2 separate regions of the Homo sapiens genome follow, and region 2 is linked to region 1. A link is a loop called in an ENCODE intact Hi-C map of the cell type or tissue named here. Cell type or tissue: Caco-2. All regions are shown on one strand. Links, peaks and the distances in the headings refer to the core of each region. The heading gives the core; the rest is flanking DNA.

The links. Peaks named below come from ENCODE experiments on the same cell type or tissue, not always from the same donor. Only the 100,000 strongest peaks of a DNase experiment are listed, where the experiment ranks them.
Region 2: it touches region 1 in a loop (7-fold over the local background); 4 of 110 quality-filtered maps call a loop at or near these places.

The regions. Positions count from the first base shown.
Region 1 is chr1:221,331,116-221,339,423 of GRCh38, reverse strand. It overlaps LINC02817 (long intergenic non-protein coding RNA 2817), which reads left to right and starts at 3,128. Exons shown (of 2, transcript NR_024236.1): 1 at 3,128-3,561; 2 at 5,439-8,308. The region is part of intron 2 of LOC105372932 (a long non-coding RNA gene); the gene reads right to left. RefSeq lists an enhancer at 2,799-3,998. In Caco-2, for the core only: no CTCF peak of the experiment used is centred there; a DNase peak (open chromatin) is centred at 3,723.
Region 2 is chr1:221,260,438-221,268,745 of GRCh38, reverse strand. No RefSeq gene overlaps it. Among named protein-coding and RNA genes, the nearest start is that of LINC02817, 72 kb to the left of the region's middle. In Caco-2, for the core only: a CTCF peak has its summit at 4,771 (motif pointing left); a DNase peak (open chromatin) is centred at 4,775.

The DNA of each region.
Region 1 (8,308 bases), core at 1,640-6,639:
AGATCGCGGAAGCATGATCTCTTCAGACCCATTTATATACACAGTATAGACACACTAACGCTGAGATGCCAAAAGCTGTGTGTTGAAGGAAGAGTGAGTACTAAATATCAGGAAAACACATGCGATGCAGAGATTAAGTGGCATGGGTTGGGTTTGGAGGCGCCAGCTTCCAAATGAGCACCTGTGCTCATCATGCCTGGCTGCAGCCAGCCCTGTCATTCATCAATTTCAAGAGGACTAGATTCAACACTAACTTGAAAAAAGAATTAATGTGATGATCTTGCTGCCGATGAAAGTAATACATGGGCAGTTCTGAACCATTTCATCTAAATTTGCCACTATTAAATTCACATGTGCAACAAAGCAGTTGGAGCCTCATATCAGTTACAACATATGGATTCTGGAAAGTGAGAGCATGGCAAAAGGTAGAGGTGGGGCGTTAATTGTAAATGTGCTTTGCGTGCAGCCCCAAGTCATCAAGATGGAATATTTCCCCATTGGGAATGTGTACATAAATGCACAGACACACACACACATGCACACAAACACATACACACACCTTTAAACACATAAACTCTCTTTTGCTTCCCTCCCGCTTCAAAACATAAGATGTTAAATAAAGAAAAAAAGAAAGAATTAATTAATTTGCATATTTGACCTCTCTTTTCAGAAAGAATGTATCAAAGCAATATTTTTTTCCTGTTGCCTACTTGGTTTAAAATTTTCAAGCAGTGTTATGGGAGGAAAAAACTCTAAACACGAAATGAGAGATTTCATTTTGATAATGGTTACATACCAAATACACGAAAACTTGGATGCTTAAATACCGTCCATTAGTTCAGTTTAGACTTTTGCTAATGTTTTCCCTAGATTTTCTCCACCAGAAAATTGTTCTTGGTGATTGACAATATTTTCATGAAGTCTGAAAGCATATACTTATCCCACAGTAAGAAAGAGGGCTAAATTTGATGTTTGACAAAAAGACCATCCCTATGCAAAAGATCAAATGGTTTCCAAGTTATCAGGCTCCTGACCAAGAGTTGTCAGAAAATAACTTTGTTGAGAATTCCGGGTGGAATCATGTTCATGTCACTGAAATTGAGATCAAAAAAGACTCTGAATTTGGTTATTGGTATTATTATATATCTTAGTTTCTCAGCCTCAGACAAAAAAAGAAAAGACATTATCATATGGGCTGGAACACCTTCTAAATCTAATACTTTTATGTAACCATAAAATATCAGTATTATTAACAATGAGAAACATTATTATGAATGCTTAAAATTCTCCAAATATCATGCTTTCATTTTTACATACATTATCTCTTTGAATCTTCATACTAAATCAATAAAGTAAACATAATTAGCAGCATCTTACAGATGAGAAAAATTAGGCTGTTAAGAGACTTTGTTGTGGCCACAAGGCTAGCAAATAACAAGAGGTAAAATTTAATGCACAAATTTTGAACCTCAAAGCCTATGTTCTTAAATACTACATGGTTCCACCAATAAATGTGTTTGCTAATGACTTACAGTCAATTGTACATAACATACAAACAACAAAAAATAGAAGTGAGAGGAGGGCTGAGTTGTAGTTGTGTCAAGGGCCCCACGATCCATTTAGTTCCATGAGTCCATGATGGCAGCCAGCTGTGAGCTGGACATGAAGGAGTTTCACTTCCAGTATCTGAGTATAAAACCCTGGGAAGGACACAAGCCAGAGGAGCAAAAGGCACCAATAGTTTGGAAACATGCACCTTATTTAGAGTCAGCCTTTTCTTCTGGTGGGACTTCCCCTGGCTTGGAGTTACTTCCACTGAGCACTCAAGATGGGATCACACTCTGATGATGCTTGTCCCAGATTCCAGAATTGCCACGATCTGCTCCCATGTATTGATCCCAGCAAGCTTAATACTCAAGGCATAAAAGCTTTGACTTCACTAACTAAGCCAGCATTTCTCCTAAGAGGCTGGATGGATGCTTTGATATTGAATGAAAATATCTGCATTTCATAATTGTACAAAGGCAAAAGAGTGATGGATAAAGATGGAATCTAAACACAAATATTTAAATATCTCAAGCTTGTATTTGTAACAATGATGCTATCAGCATACGGTTTGTGTGTTTATGCTTTGGAGGGAAGCAGGCAGGAAAACAGTGCCTTTTCTTCGGAGGGCAGGATAGTATCATCATTGTACTGCATCCTGAGGCTACTAGCATTCATTGGAGAAATATTGAGGCACAGGCACAGAGAGAGGCTGAAGAATAAAATGGTTACAACCAGTTTGTGCTAACCCCCAGCCCCCTAGCTTGTTGATGGAAAAATCAGCCAAATGACTCTCTGTTGACCTAGTCTTTGAGAGGAAGGTATTAGGTGGCAGTTATTCCTAAAAAGAGGTCACTATTAAAGACGACAAAAAGCAGCTGGTAGAGTCATTAACCACGGTGGTTTCAAAGCTTTGGTATTAATATAAAACGTAGTGCTTGTTTTAAACGTAACCCAGAATTCTAGAAAAGACTAAGAGACTAAACAGTCTCTGCAGATGTAAGAAAGTCTTATTTGAGAAGATACGTAATCACATATAAGGATAGTTTTTACTTTTTAAAACTGTCAGCTGAGAAGCTCACAAAAAACCTCAGAGCAGCTGATGGCAGGTAAGTCTGATTATTTCCCTGCAACAGAGAGAGAAACTGAGGCCTGGAACTCTACAAAAACTGTCTCCGAAACTCTTGGTGACAGAAGATGTTTCTGCAAATGGGTACTGCATGACACATAGGGCCCGGGGCACCTTAAAGAGAGAATCTTGATTTTTTTGAAAATGAAGGTAAATTAAAAATAAAACATATTCTTTTTGTAGAACATGAAGTAACTTTTGAATTCAGTTTATATGTTAAATGGCCCCAGTTTATATGTTGAACAGCCCCCAGGGGCAGTGCCATTGAAGGGGCTGGCTCAGGGTGGCCGGTCATTCTGACATTGTTCCCAGTTCTCCAGTATTGACCGTATCAGGAGAAAGGTTTTCACTTTCTCTTGGATCCTGACATCAGGGGGGAAAAATGCAGTGTCATAGAAAAAAAAAAAAAGTAAAGATCAGCAGACAAGAGGAAAAGTAACTGGTGAGTTTTGGATTTAGAAAAGTTTTGGATTCATCTGTTTATGAGGAGGAAAAGAGGCCAAGAAAAGGCAGCAATTTGTCCATGTGCTTAATTAGTGAGTGGCAGTGGCAGTAACCTGGTCTGCTGAGCTCCCTGGACTCCCTGATCCCAGCTCAAAATAGTTTCCAGTTTTCATCTGCCAGTTGCTTCGGAGGCTTTTCTAAGGAAGACAGTTCATAAAATGACCCAGAATTCATCCTCCTTAGGTGATAGGATCATTACTCCTTATACACCCCCTAGGTCTCAGCCTATGAACAAACACTTGTTTGTTTCTCTGTCTACCCTGTTCCAAACCACCGAACTGGATTTTGCCAACAAGAAGAGCTGTTTCCTGTGCCTGCCCCTGAGAGCTGATGGCTTCCCAGAGATGCCTCACAGTCCTGCGCAGACAGAGAGAATGCAGAAGGCAAGTCTCCTGGGGCCACTTGTGGACTCACGGTTTATAACTTCTTGGTTTTTTTATTGTTGTTGTTTTTTAAAGTCCTAACCCTTAGGCCACTGGCTAACTGATTTATCTTCCCTGGGCAGTGCTTGCCAGAGAGCGGTCACTATGGCCAGAAAGGGGAGGGGCTGTGTCTAAACTGGAATGTTGGAGGTTTTTAACATTTTATCTCTGTCACTCCCTACTGTAATCTCCATCTAACCGCAAAAATGTGGTAGCTTTGATCCACTGATGCTATCTTTCTCTATGTCCCCATACCCTTTCAGGAAGGAGCCTTCAATTCTCCAGACTGAGCTGCAGTACAACCTCAATACTCACCATAGTGAATTTCTCAGTCTTTTTCTCTTTGCTCCATGAAAGCACCCTGAATCTGAGATCTGGTTCAAAGGCTTTCTCCATTCAATCACTACTGGCTGATTAGGCAATGGCAATTTGAGCAATCTCTCTCTCTCTCTCTCACACACACACACACAGACACACACACACACACACACCAGTTTTCCACCACCAAAGGTCTCTTTTGTACAGAACAGTGACTCATTGTTGTGACAGTTTCTGCATCACTAAATGGAAACAATTGTAAGACATCCTCATCTTCCCAGGGCATGAGCTGCTTCAAAAACAGAGAAGCACAAAAGAAAATATTTGTATCTGGCAGTTTTTGCCATTCAGTCACCTGCTTTCCTACTTGGGTTCAGGAGCTGGCTTGATTCCTGCTGTCACCATGCTGGTTATGTGACTCCACTGTCTCCAAGAGACTCCCTTGATGGGGAACATGATTTTGCAACAACCATCCCTTGCGCTTTCTCCTCTTTTCTGGATGGAAATGAAGCATTGCTACCCTATGGCTTAAAGCAGGAGTCCCCGTCCCCAAATGCCACAGACCTGTACCAGTCAGTAGCCTGTTAGGAATCGGGCCATACAGAGGAGGTGAGTGGAAGGCGAGGAAACATTACCGCCTGAGGTTCGCCTCCTGTCAGATCAGCCACGGCATTAGATTTTCGTAAGAACGCGAACCCTATTGTGAACTGCGCATGCCAGGGATCTAGGTCACGTGCTTCTTACGAGACTCTAATGCCTGAGGACCTGAGGTGGAACAGTTTCATCCCGAAACCATCCCCCACCCAACCTCATCCATGGAAAAAATTGTCTTCAATAAAATCGATCCCTGGTACCAAAAAGGTTGGGGACCACTGGCTGAAAGAATTTAGACTAGGGGCTGCCAGTCCATGTTAACATGTGTTTAGTTTCCCCTCGGATGACTGCCCAATAAACTACCTGAGTGCCCTAGAAATCATAGTTACAGAGGCTCAAGGGTGATGACAATGTTCCAAGTCTCCATCTGTCCCCTTTAGTTCATTCAAGAAGTCTTTTCCCTAATGAGAAGAAAATGCTTTTTAAAAAAAGAAATAATTGCTACAAACCTGTAGCACACCAGCCTTAGGACATATTAGAGAAAACCTCCCCCATTGCTGGAGAGCTGGTTCTCAAATCTTAGCTGTTTATCCAAATACTTGACATCGACTTCCTCTTGGAATGTACTCTATCTCAAAGAGGAAGAAGAAATACACCAGTTTGTTGCTTATAAGTTGGCAGGAAAAGGCCTGCACATGATAAGCTTGGACTTCTATTTTAAGGCTTTATTTTTCCAAATAAATCCATATATACAAGGGTTTTGGAACCGAAATAGTCACTGAAAAGTTACACTTCATTGCCTGTTTGGCTGAAGCCAAGGCTAAAGTTCTCTGGAATGGGTTTTGGTAAGGCGGATTTCAGGTCGCAGTAAAAAAAACAAACCACAACAAAAACCTTTTCTCCCTATGTCTTGTCTTCCTCTAAAGCTGGCAAAGGATCCTCCACACGCAAGATCAGAGGACGTCCCAGATCATCTTTTCTTTGTGGATACTGCAGGTCTACGTGAAATAGTGTGTTTTTGCGGGGTGCTGTCCCTTAGGACAAGTGAAGGGCTGATGAGAAAGGAAACTGCGTGAGGTATCACAAAGCCATCCATGGGGCAGCCTATGAAAGTATGTTCACACGGAGGGAAAATATCAGTGTTCATATATCCCTTTTAGTGCTGCCTTCCCTTTTCCACTCCCACACCACCCCCAAAACATTTTAAAAAGTTAGTTTTGGAAGACTGACTTTGTCTTATTCTAAAATGTGTGCACAGTAACAGAAGTGAGAAAGTCATTCCAGTCTTCATCTAGTCACCTGAGTCACAACTTTAATGCAGCTTCTTTTTGTTCCTCAATCTTTGATTACATAATCATTTGCAAAAATACACTCCTGAAATGAAATCACAGTTAGCCTTGCATTTTGGAGTAGTATTAGAATTAAGACTTGCCATCAAAGAGGTTGCCATCTAGAATGTTTATTCTCTTTACTGTGCCCCAGGGGTTTTACATGCATTTGCAACTTTATTTTTATTTTATCCTACAGGAAAAAAGGCTCAGAGTGAATGGCTATTAGCCTAAGGTTACTCAGCTAGTGATATAGGAGTTAAGAAGAAATTATTTAGGCAGATAGTGAGGGTACTGGAGTCCTCAGAAAGGTTTTCCTTTTAATGAAAAGCAGCCCCAAAATCATTTTCTTTTCTAACAAAGAGCAGCCTGTAAAATCGAGCTGCAGACATAGACAAGCAAGCTAGAAGCTTGCACAGGCGAATGCCTGCAGTTGTGCCAACAGGAAAAGGCTACCTGGAACTAGGCATGTTCAAAATGGCAGCTCTGTCTTCTCTTCTCTTTGCCAGCCAGGTGTACAGTAAGGAGCAGACAACATGGCACTGGCCAAGTGGAAAGGCTGTTTGCATAATAAGATTACGATGGGGTGGCCTGCCTTCCCTGTGTGCTACGTAAACATCACACCTGATCCAACCAATCTGCAGGCCCTACATAAATCAGACACCGCCTCCTCCAGCCTGCCTATAAAATCTGGTACACTCCACGTGGGCCAGAAGTCCCATTTGGATGCCCCTCTCTTTCGCAAGAGAGAGAGCTGTTCTCCTTTCTCTTTCTTTTGCCTATTACATTCCGCTCCTAAAGTCACTTCTCATGTATGTCCACGTCCTTAATCTTCTTGATGCAAGACAATGAACCCGGGTATTTACCCCAGACAACAACACCACTTCACTAGGAGTTAAAAGAACTTGAAATGCAAATTCATGGTCATCTGGTTCCAAAGCCCATATTAACAAAATTTTTTTAATTGTGATAAAATACACATAACATAAAGTTGACCGTGTTAACTGTTTTTAAATGTACAGTCCAGTAGTGTTAAGTACATTCACATTGTTGGGCAATCCTTCTTCAGAACTTTTTAAGTTTCCCAAACTGAAGCTCTGCGTCTATTAAGAACAACTCTTTCTTCCAATCCCCAGCTGTTGGCAACTATCATTCTACTTTCTGTCTTTATGCATTTAATAATTCTACGTACCTCATATAAATGAAATCAAATGGTATTTGTAACTGGCTTATTTCACTTAGCATAATATCCTCAAGATTCAGTCATATTGTTATATGTGTCATAAATTGCATTTGTAATATCACAAACTACACCTTGATATATTGTCTACTGATTAGCATGGATTTATAATTATTTTTATGCTTTGCCTTCTACATTCTATAAAAGAATAAAAAGTTGAGTTAAAAACCAAAATTATAATAATGAAAGTTTTTACATTTGCCCATATTTTTACCTTCGCTAGAAAATTTTATATGGCCTAGCATCCATTCATTTTAACTTAAGGGATTCTCTTTCACATTCCTTACAGAACAGGTCTAGTAGTAATGAATTTCCTCAGCATTTTTTTAAATCTGGGAAGTTTTAATTCTTTGCTTTTGAAGGACAGTATTGCTGGATATAGAATTCTTAGTCACAACTTTTTTTTTCTTTCAGCATTTTAAATATATTATCTCACTACTTTTTTATTTGCAAGGTTTTTGCTGAGAAATCTGCTGATAGTGTTATTGAGGACACATTGTATAGCTATTTTTCCATTTCTGTTTTCAAGATTTCCTTTGTCTTTGATTTCTCACAGTTGACTATATTTTAGTTGGATCTCTTTGGATTATCATACTTGGAGTTTGTTGAGCTTCTTGTATTTGTAGATTCATGTCTTTTCTCAAATTTGGGCAGTTTGGGGTCATTATTTCTCCAAACACAGTAGTTTACCATCACCCACAGTTTCACTTTCCACAGTTTCCATTGCCAATGGTCAACAGCAGTTTGAAAATATTAAATGAAAATTCCAGAAATAAGCAATTTATAAGTTTAAATCACATGCCATACTGAGCAGTATGATGAAATCTTGTGCTATCCTGCTCTGTTCTACCTAGGACATGAATCATCCCTCTGTCTAGGATATCTACACTGTATATACTACCTGCCTGTTAGTCATTTAGTAGCCATCTCAGTTATCAGATTGACTGTCATGGTATCACAGTGCTTTTGTTCAAGCAACTCTTAGTTTACTTAACAAAGTCCCCAAAGTGTAATATAGGTAATGCTGGAAATTTGGGTATGCCAAAAAAAAAATGTTCATGGAGTGCTTCCTTTAAGTAAAAAGTTGAAAATTCTTGACACAAGGAAGGAAAAAAATTATGCGAGGTTTCTAAGATCTACAGTAAAAGTAAATCTATCCATGAAATTGTGATGGAAGAAAAAGAAATTTGTAAGTAGTACATATAGGGTTTGATACTATATTTGGGAT
Region 2 (8,308 bases), core at 1,690-6,689, 71 kb after region 1:
CTTGTCTTTGTGAATTGAGGTGCTAAACCTGGTGAATCCCAATTTATTCATCATTAGTACAGAGTAGAGGAGCCCCTTATTTTTGGAGTGGGACAGTATCCTGAGTAAAATCTCACAGCTAGCTGGTGGCAGAGAACATTGTTTTTTTTCTCAATTAGATTGTAAATTATTGAGGAAAGAACAGATGTTCCATTTTTTAAAAAACTATTCTGTAGCTAGCACTGCATCTTAACCACTGTCGATGACTCACAAAGTCCTACTGAATGAGTGGAGACCTAACTATGATTTGCTCCACTCCAGAAAGCTGCCAAATGCAACTGAAACTGGAAATGTTGGCCCTTCAGGAGCAGAGGGAGTATCTCTAACTCATAACATCATAAGACTTGCCAACACTTCTTATATTCTGGATACTGTTTTAAGTGTTTTATATATGCTAATGCATTGAATTCTTACAACAACCTACGTGGTGGGCATTTTTATCATCCTCATTGTGATTAACATCATAAACCTTGTTTTACTAATGATGATGGAGGAAAAATGGTTTAAGTGATTTGTTCGAGACCACATAGCAGGTGATATAGTTTGAATATTTTCCCCGCCCAAATGTCATGTTGAAATGTAATCTCCAGTGTTGGAAATGGGGCCTGGTGGGAGGTGTTTGGGTCATGAGGGTGGATCCCTCGTGGCTTGGTGCTGTCCTTACGGTACTGAGTTTTTGTAAGATCTGGTTGTTGTAAAGCATGGAAACTCCTCCCCACCCTCAACCCTCTCTTGCTCCTGCTTTCGCCATGTGCAGTGCCTGCTCCCACTTTGCCTTCCACCATGAGTAAAAGCTTCCTGAGGCCTCCCTAGAAGCTGATGCCAGCACTGTTTCCTGTATAGCCTGAAGAACCGTGAGCCAATTAAACTTCTTTTCTTATAAATTACCCAGTCTCAGGTATTTCTTTATAGCAATACAAGAATGGGCTAATACAGCAGGGAAGTGGCAGAACCAGAATTTAAGCATAGGTCGTCTTGCGCTGAGGGATGGAGCTCTTATACACCATATACCATTGCCTCTCAATGTGGTATGTGTGAGAATGGCAATATTCTCATTGAATGTTGTTACAATAGTAACAACAAAATCTCTGAGTGTTGGAAAGGAACCTAGTCCTGATGAAATGCAGGTTATTACTCAAAATTATGGTTTCTTCCATCAAATTTCTCTGCTGGAGGCTGACACCTGTTGTTGAGTTTGTATGTGTGTTGGTTTGCTTTTCAAGTTTTGCTATGGTGCCCAGTACATGCAGGATTCTAACTATATTCAGCGTTACTGGGAGGAGACAGGGCAGTGAGGGATGCCAACAGACTGCAAGATTAGAAATGTACACAATGCCAGTATTTTTGACATATCATCTTGTTCCAAGGGATAATTTTAAAAACAAAAATTTTAATGTATATCTTATATATGTATATATATCATGTATGCATATTTTAATATATAGCTTATACATGTATCTTATATTCATACAAATAATCAGTGACTACTAGATGCTGAGTGTTTGCACATTTAATCTTATTTATTCCTCACTTACTAATAACTATCACTAAGTACCACAGCAAGGATTCAGAGTAAAGATTGCCTGACTCCAGTCTCTGTTAGTCCCCAATTGCCGGGAGACATGGTCTCTGTGAGTTGGTTAATAGTCAGTTCCTCTACCTACTCAATCTCGGGGAGTCCAAGTTTTCTCCTATGTAACATATATAAAGGCTACACAGTTACATTGTTATGAGGATTACATAAGATAAGATGAGAAAACATACAGCCAATAGGTGCTACTTTAAAAAAAAAATTTAGTCTCCTTCCTTAAAAATAAGACACTTGAAATTCTCAAGGATCTTACTTTGCCCCCAGTGTCTCCCTCCGTCCGCTTACACTGCTTCTATCCAGAAAAAAATAAATAAATAAGAGGAAGGCCTTGATGATGTTTACAACTTCTGAAAACCCCCTACCTCAATCCCTTCCTCCGATATTATTTCAAAGGCACAAAATCTGGGCTTTTACAAAAGTAAGCCTCAACGACGTAGTTCAAGCAGATGGTCCATGACCCCATCTTATCCAAATGTCAAGCCTTTTCCAAAATCAGCAGATCATGACTCATTGGTGGATCACAAAATTCATTTATTGGTTTGCAATAAGCATTTTTTTAAAACAAAATGAAATAAAAATAAAACAAAATAGATTTGGAGATATCAGAGTTTATCACACACTGGTAAGTAAGAGAAGTTTCATTTTGGGTAACTTTTATTTCAGTTGTGTTTAGTCTCTGTGCACTATGTTCCAATGTGTTTCTTATTTTTATGCATTGATGGATTTCTTGGAGATGGGTGTCAGAATTAAGGAACTCGTAAGGAACTAACTTCTTTTGTAACCTAGGCCAATATAAATTGATACCCTGATATTAATTTTGTTCAGGGGTTGCCTAAATCTTTTTAGCAGTACTGATCCACCTGTGACAGAGTTTAGGATCTAAAATTAATTTATCAAAAGAGCGAAATCCAAAAGTCCAAGGGGAATGGTGTCTGACTTCTCCATTAGTGATTTCTTGTATAGTTCCTGTCTACAGCACCTATCACTTCATCCTCGGTATTCTTCAGTAAATTTAAGAGGGCTTTACAACTTGATGGACGTTACAAGAGTGTTAGGAGAACCCAACACAGGTGTTTTTTTAAGTGGTGCTTTGAAACCCACGACTCCTAAGTTTCACAAGGATAAGGTCCATGATTTTCTCAGTTATCCCATATTCCCAACCCCCTTAGTCACTCTGCATTCCCAAAGCCCAGTACAGTGCCTGGTACATTACAAGAGCTAATTAATATTTGCTGAATGAATTAACAGTAAGTGTAGCTCCAGATGCCAAAGCAAAATGAGGATTTCCCTCTGTATTCTACTGGTTTTTATTCAGTATAAGAGTGAAAAACTCAGCTAACTTTTTCTCTGCCAGAAATATCCCTAACAGTACAAGAACAAATTCAATGACACCACAAGGAAACAATCAGTCAAATGTACAGTATGAAATATTTCTATAGACAAAAATCTTGGTATAACCAACAGATCTATGGCATAAAACTAGAGAAGGAGAAGGAAGAGGAGGAGGAGGAGGAAGAGGAGAAGAAGGAGGAGGACCTGTTGCAAAACAAAAGAGACTTAAGGAAAAAACAACTAATGCAATGAGTGGGTCTTGTTTGGATTCTGAACTAGTAAAAAAAATATTGAGGTAATCAGGAAAAAAATTAAAATGGACTAGGTATTAGATGACTAAGGAATTACCATTAATTATGTTAAGTGTGATATTGGCATGGTGATTATGCTAAAAATAGAAAGCTCTTATCAGCTAGCAAAGCATGCCAAACTGTTTACAGAGAAAAAGACACATCTGTCATTTGTTTTTAAATCTCCAAGCAAAAAAGACAGGCATGTGTGAGAAGAGGATTTGATAAAATAAGATTGGCCAAATGTTGATTAATGTGAAAGTTAAAGGACAGGTACCTTGAGGTTCATTACAGTATTTTCTCAAGTTGTATACATATTTGGAAATTTCCATACTAAAAAGTTATATAGAGTTAGACCTAGCGGGTTACAAACGACAACGTAAAACTTCAAGACTATGATTTCATGCTGTCTTGTGTAATCATATTCCAGGAGGACCCAAGACAGCATTTACTGGGCTTTGTATGCCGACTTTGAACAGTTTCCAAATGTGGTAATCTGATGTAACTTGCTCATTATTTTTTAAAAATAAAAGATCATACGTGCTGTTAGAAGCATCAAAACTTCATTCTATTCATCTGGAGCAAAATGTTCCTCCCAATACAGCTTTTCCTTGAAAGAGGAGGAGGGCAGAGAGAGCCTGGGGTGAGAGGTCGGAGAGGAGAAACGACCATTGAGTTTTCTACTTTCCGCAGAATGGCAAGATCCTTGGGGAGACAGTAAATTGAAATTAAGGCTGTTTCAGGCAGCCTACAGGATGTGCCTGCAAATGTTAGACATATCGAAATGGTGAAAAAGTCTGTGTGTGCCCATTCATATGAAGTGAATGCCTTGTAATGTGCTCCAGCCCCTGGGAATGGTGGCTGGATTGAGAAACGGAGGCCGGAAGAATGGGATGGATTTGACATAAGTACTTTTAAGTGCTCTGAAGGCTGGGCTCCTCCCTGTGGTTTAACAGCAAAGTCCACTGGGAGCTACAAGGAAAGAGCTGAGTGAATCCCTACAGCTTTTCGTTTTAAGGATAACAAACCTTAAAACAGGTGTGAGCTCAGAAAGATCCTTTTTCTTCTTGTTTTTAGAGTCTTCTGTAACCAGCCAGCTCTCTGTGTATTATTATCATTCCACAGAATGAGGTCTGGGGTAGGGGAAGGGAGGAGAGGAAAGAGAAGCTGAATAAACAAAAATTGCTCCGAGTGACTAATATTCATTAAGTCCACTGGTTATGCGCTATGAAATTTATTAAACTGTGGTTTCCAAGAGAATGTATTAGCGCAGCTAATGAACACAAATAAAAAAGAGGCCTCCAGGAAATGGTTTCCTGGACCTAGATGAGACTGGTGAGTAATGTGACAAGACATTAAAATGTTAAAAGCTTCTATTTTAGTCTAGAAGGCTGATTATTGGAAGGGGTTGCCTTCAGTGGGGGAGGGGAGGTAGGAGAGAGAATGAGAGTCTAACTTGTGTGAAGGAGCTTAAAGCTTTGCATTTGTATTCACCAGGCAAGGAGGCTCTGTGCTGAAGGCCTCTGAACTTCAGTGCTGCCATCTGGTGGAGAATGAGCTTGAGATACTGTAGAAAACGATGGCAGCCGCCATCTTTAAGATGTCAGGAATTGAAACACAGGACACAGAAATACTTCACTGTTTCCTGAGTGGCACCAGTGGAATCCTTTGTAACTGTGGTATCAGAAGCAAAGAAAAACACTTGCACAGTCCCTAGCTATGCAGAAATATGGCTTAAATACTGTATAAAGAAAACACAGCTATCTCATTCTGCTATTCCATTCCATCAGGATTTTAGCAATTAATTTTCATGAATTCCCACCTGCAGTCTTAGGCTGAAGTGTTAGCACTCTTAAAGACATTTGTTTCATAGCTCCCTCCAAGATGGCCAAATAGGAACAGCTCCAGTCTACAGTTCCCAGCGTGAGAGACACAGAAGACAGGTGATTTCTGCATTTCCAACTGAGGTACAAGGTTCATCTCACTGGGACTTGTTGGACAGTGGGTGCAGCCCACAGAGTGTGAGCTGAAGCAGGACAGGGCATCGCCTTACCCAGGAAGCGCAAGGGGTCGGGGAATTCCCTTTCCTAGCCAAGGGAAGCCGTGACAGACAGTACCTGGAAAATCGAGACACTCCCACCCTAATACTGCACTTTTCCAACGGTCTTAGCAAACGGCACACCAGGAGATTATATCCTGCACATGGCTCAGCAGGTCCCATGCCCACGGAGCCTTGCTCACTGCTAGCACAGCAGTCCAAGATCGAACTGCAAGGCAGCAGCAAGGCTGGGTGAGGGGTGTCTGCCACTGCTGAGGCTTGAGTAAGTAAACAAAGCAGCCAGGAAGCTCGAACTGGGTGGAGCCCACCACAGTTCAACAAGGCCTGCCTGCCTCTGTAAACTCCACCTCTGGGGGCAGGGTATAGCTGAACAAATGGCAGCAGAAACTTCTGCAGACTTAAACGTCCCTGTCTGACAACTTTGAAGAGAGTAGTGGTTCTCCCAGCATGGAGTTTGAGGTCTGAGAACGGACAGACTGCCTCCGCAAGTGGGTCCCTGACCCCCGAGTAGCCTAATTGGGAGACACCTCCCAGTAGGGGGTGACTGACATCTCATACAGCCGGGTGCCCGGGCTTCCAGGGGAAGGATCAGGTAGCAACATTTGCTGTTCTGCAGCCTCCGCTGGTGACACCCAGGCAAACAGGGTCTACAGTGGACCTCCAGCAAACTCCAACAGACCTGCAGCTGAGGGTCCTGACTGTTAGAAGGAAAACTAACAAACAGAAAGAATAGCATCAACATCAACAAAAAGGATATCCACACCAAAACCCCATCAGTAGGTCACCATCATCAAAGACCAAAGGTAGATAAAACCACAAAGACGGGGAGAAACCAGAGCAGAAAAGCTGAAAATTCTAAAAACCAGAGCACCTCTTCTCCTCCAAAGGAACGCAGTTCCTCGCCAGCAACAGAACAAAGCTGGATGGAGAATGACGTTGACAAGTTGACAGAAGTAGGCTTCAGAAGATCGGTAATAACAAACTTCTCCGAGCTAAAGGAGGATGTTGAAACCCATTGCAAATAAGCTAAAAACCTTGAAAAAAAGATTAGACGAATGGCTAACTAGAATAAACAGTGTAGAGAAGACCTTAAATGACCTGATGGAGCTGAGAACCATGGCACAAGAACTACGTGACGAATGCACAAACTTCAGTAGCTGATTTGATCAAGTGGAAGAAAGGGTATCAGTGATTGAAGATCAAATGAATGAAAAGAGGCGAGAAGAGAAGTTTAGGGAAAAAAGAGTAAAAAGAAATGAACAAAGCCCCAAGAAATATGGGACTATGTGAAAAGACTAAATCTACGTCTGATTTGTGTACCTGAAAGTGATGGGGAGAATGGAACCAAGTTGGAAAACACTCTGCAGGATATTATCCAGGAGAACTTCCCCAACCTAGCAAAGCAGGCTAACATTCAAATTCAGGAAATACAGAGAATGCCACAAAGATACTCCTCTAGAAGAGCAATCCAAAGACACATAATCGTCAGATTCACCAAGGTTGAAATGTAGGAAAAAATGTTAAGGGCAGCCAGAGAGAAAGTCGGGTTACCCACAAAGGGAAGCCCATCAGACTAACAGCGGATCTCTCACCAGAAATTCTACAAGCCAGAAGAGAGTGGGGGCCAATATTCAACATTCTTAAAGAAAATAATTTTCAGCCCAGAATTTCATATCCAGTCAAACTAAGCTTCATAAGTGAAGAAGAAATAAAATCCTTTACAGACAAGCAAATGCTGAGAGATTTTGTCACCACCAGGCCTGCCTTACAAGAGCTCCTGAAGGAAGCACTAAACATGGAAAGGAACAACCGGTACCAGCCACTGCAAAAACATGCCAAATTGTAAAGACCATCGATGCTAGGAAGAAACTGCATCAACTAACAAGCAAAATAACCAGCTAACATCATCATGACAGGATCAAATTCACACATAACAATATTAACCTTAAATGTAAAGGAGCTAAATGCCCCAATTAAAAGACACAGAATGGCAAATTGGATAAAGAGTCAAGACCCATCAGTGTGCTGTATTCAGGAGACCCATCTCATGTGCAGAGACACACATAGGCTCAAAATAAAGGGATGGAAGAAGATCTACCAAGCAAATGGAAAACAAAAAAAAGCAGGGGTTTTAATCCTACTCTCTGATAAAACAGACTTTAAACCAACAAAGATCAAAAGAGACAAAGAAGGCCATTGCATAATGGTAAAGGGATCAATTCAACAAGAAGAGCTAACTATCCTAAATATACATGCATCCAATACAGGAGCACCTAGATTAATAAAGCAAGTCCTTAGAGACCTACAAAGATGCTTAGACTCCCACACAATAATAATGGGAGACTTTAACACCCCACTGTCCACATTAGACAGTCCAACAAGATAGAAAGTTAACAGGGATATCCAGGACTTAAACTCAGCTCTGCACCAAGTGGACCTAATACACTTCTACAAACTCTCCACCCCAAATCAACAGAATATACATTGTTCTCAGCACCACATCGCACTTATTCCGAAATTGACCACATGGTTGGAAGTAAAGCACTCCTCAGCAAATGTAAAATAACAGAAACTATAACAAACTGTCTCTCAGACCACAGTGCAATCAAATTAGAACTCAGGATTAAGAAACTCACTCAAACTGCAGAATTCAGGATTAAGAAACTCACTCAAAACTGCACAATTACATGGAAACTGAACAACCTGCTCCTGAATGACTAATGGGTACATAATGAAATGAAGGAAGAAATAAAGATGTTCTTTGAAACCAACAAGAGCAAAGACACAACATACCAGAATCTCTGGGACACATTTAAAGCAATGTGTAGAGGGAAATTTATAGCACTAAATATGCCACAAGAGAAAGCAGGAAAGATCTAAAATCGACACCCTAACATCACAATTAGAAGAACTAGAGAAGCAAGAGAAAACACATTCAAAAGCTAGCAGAAGGCAAGAAATAACTAAGATCAGAGCAGAACTGAAGGAGATAGAGAC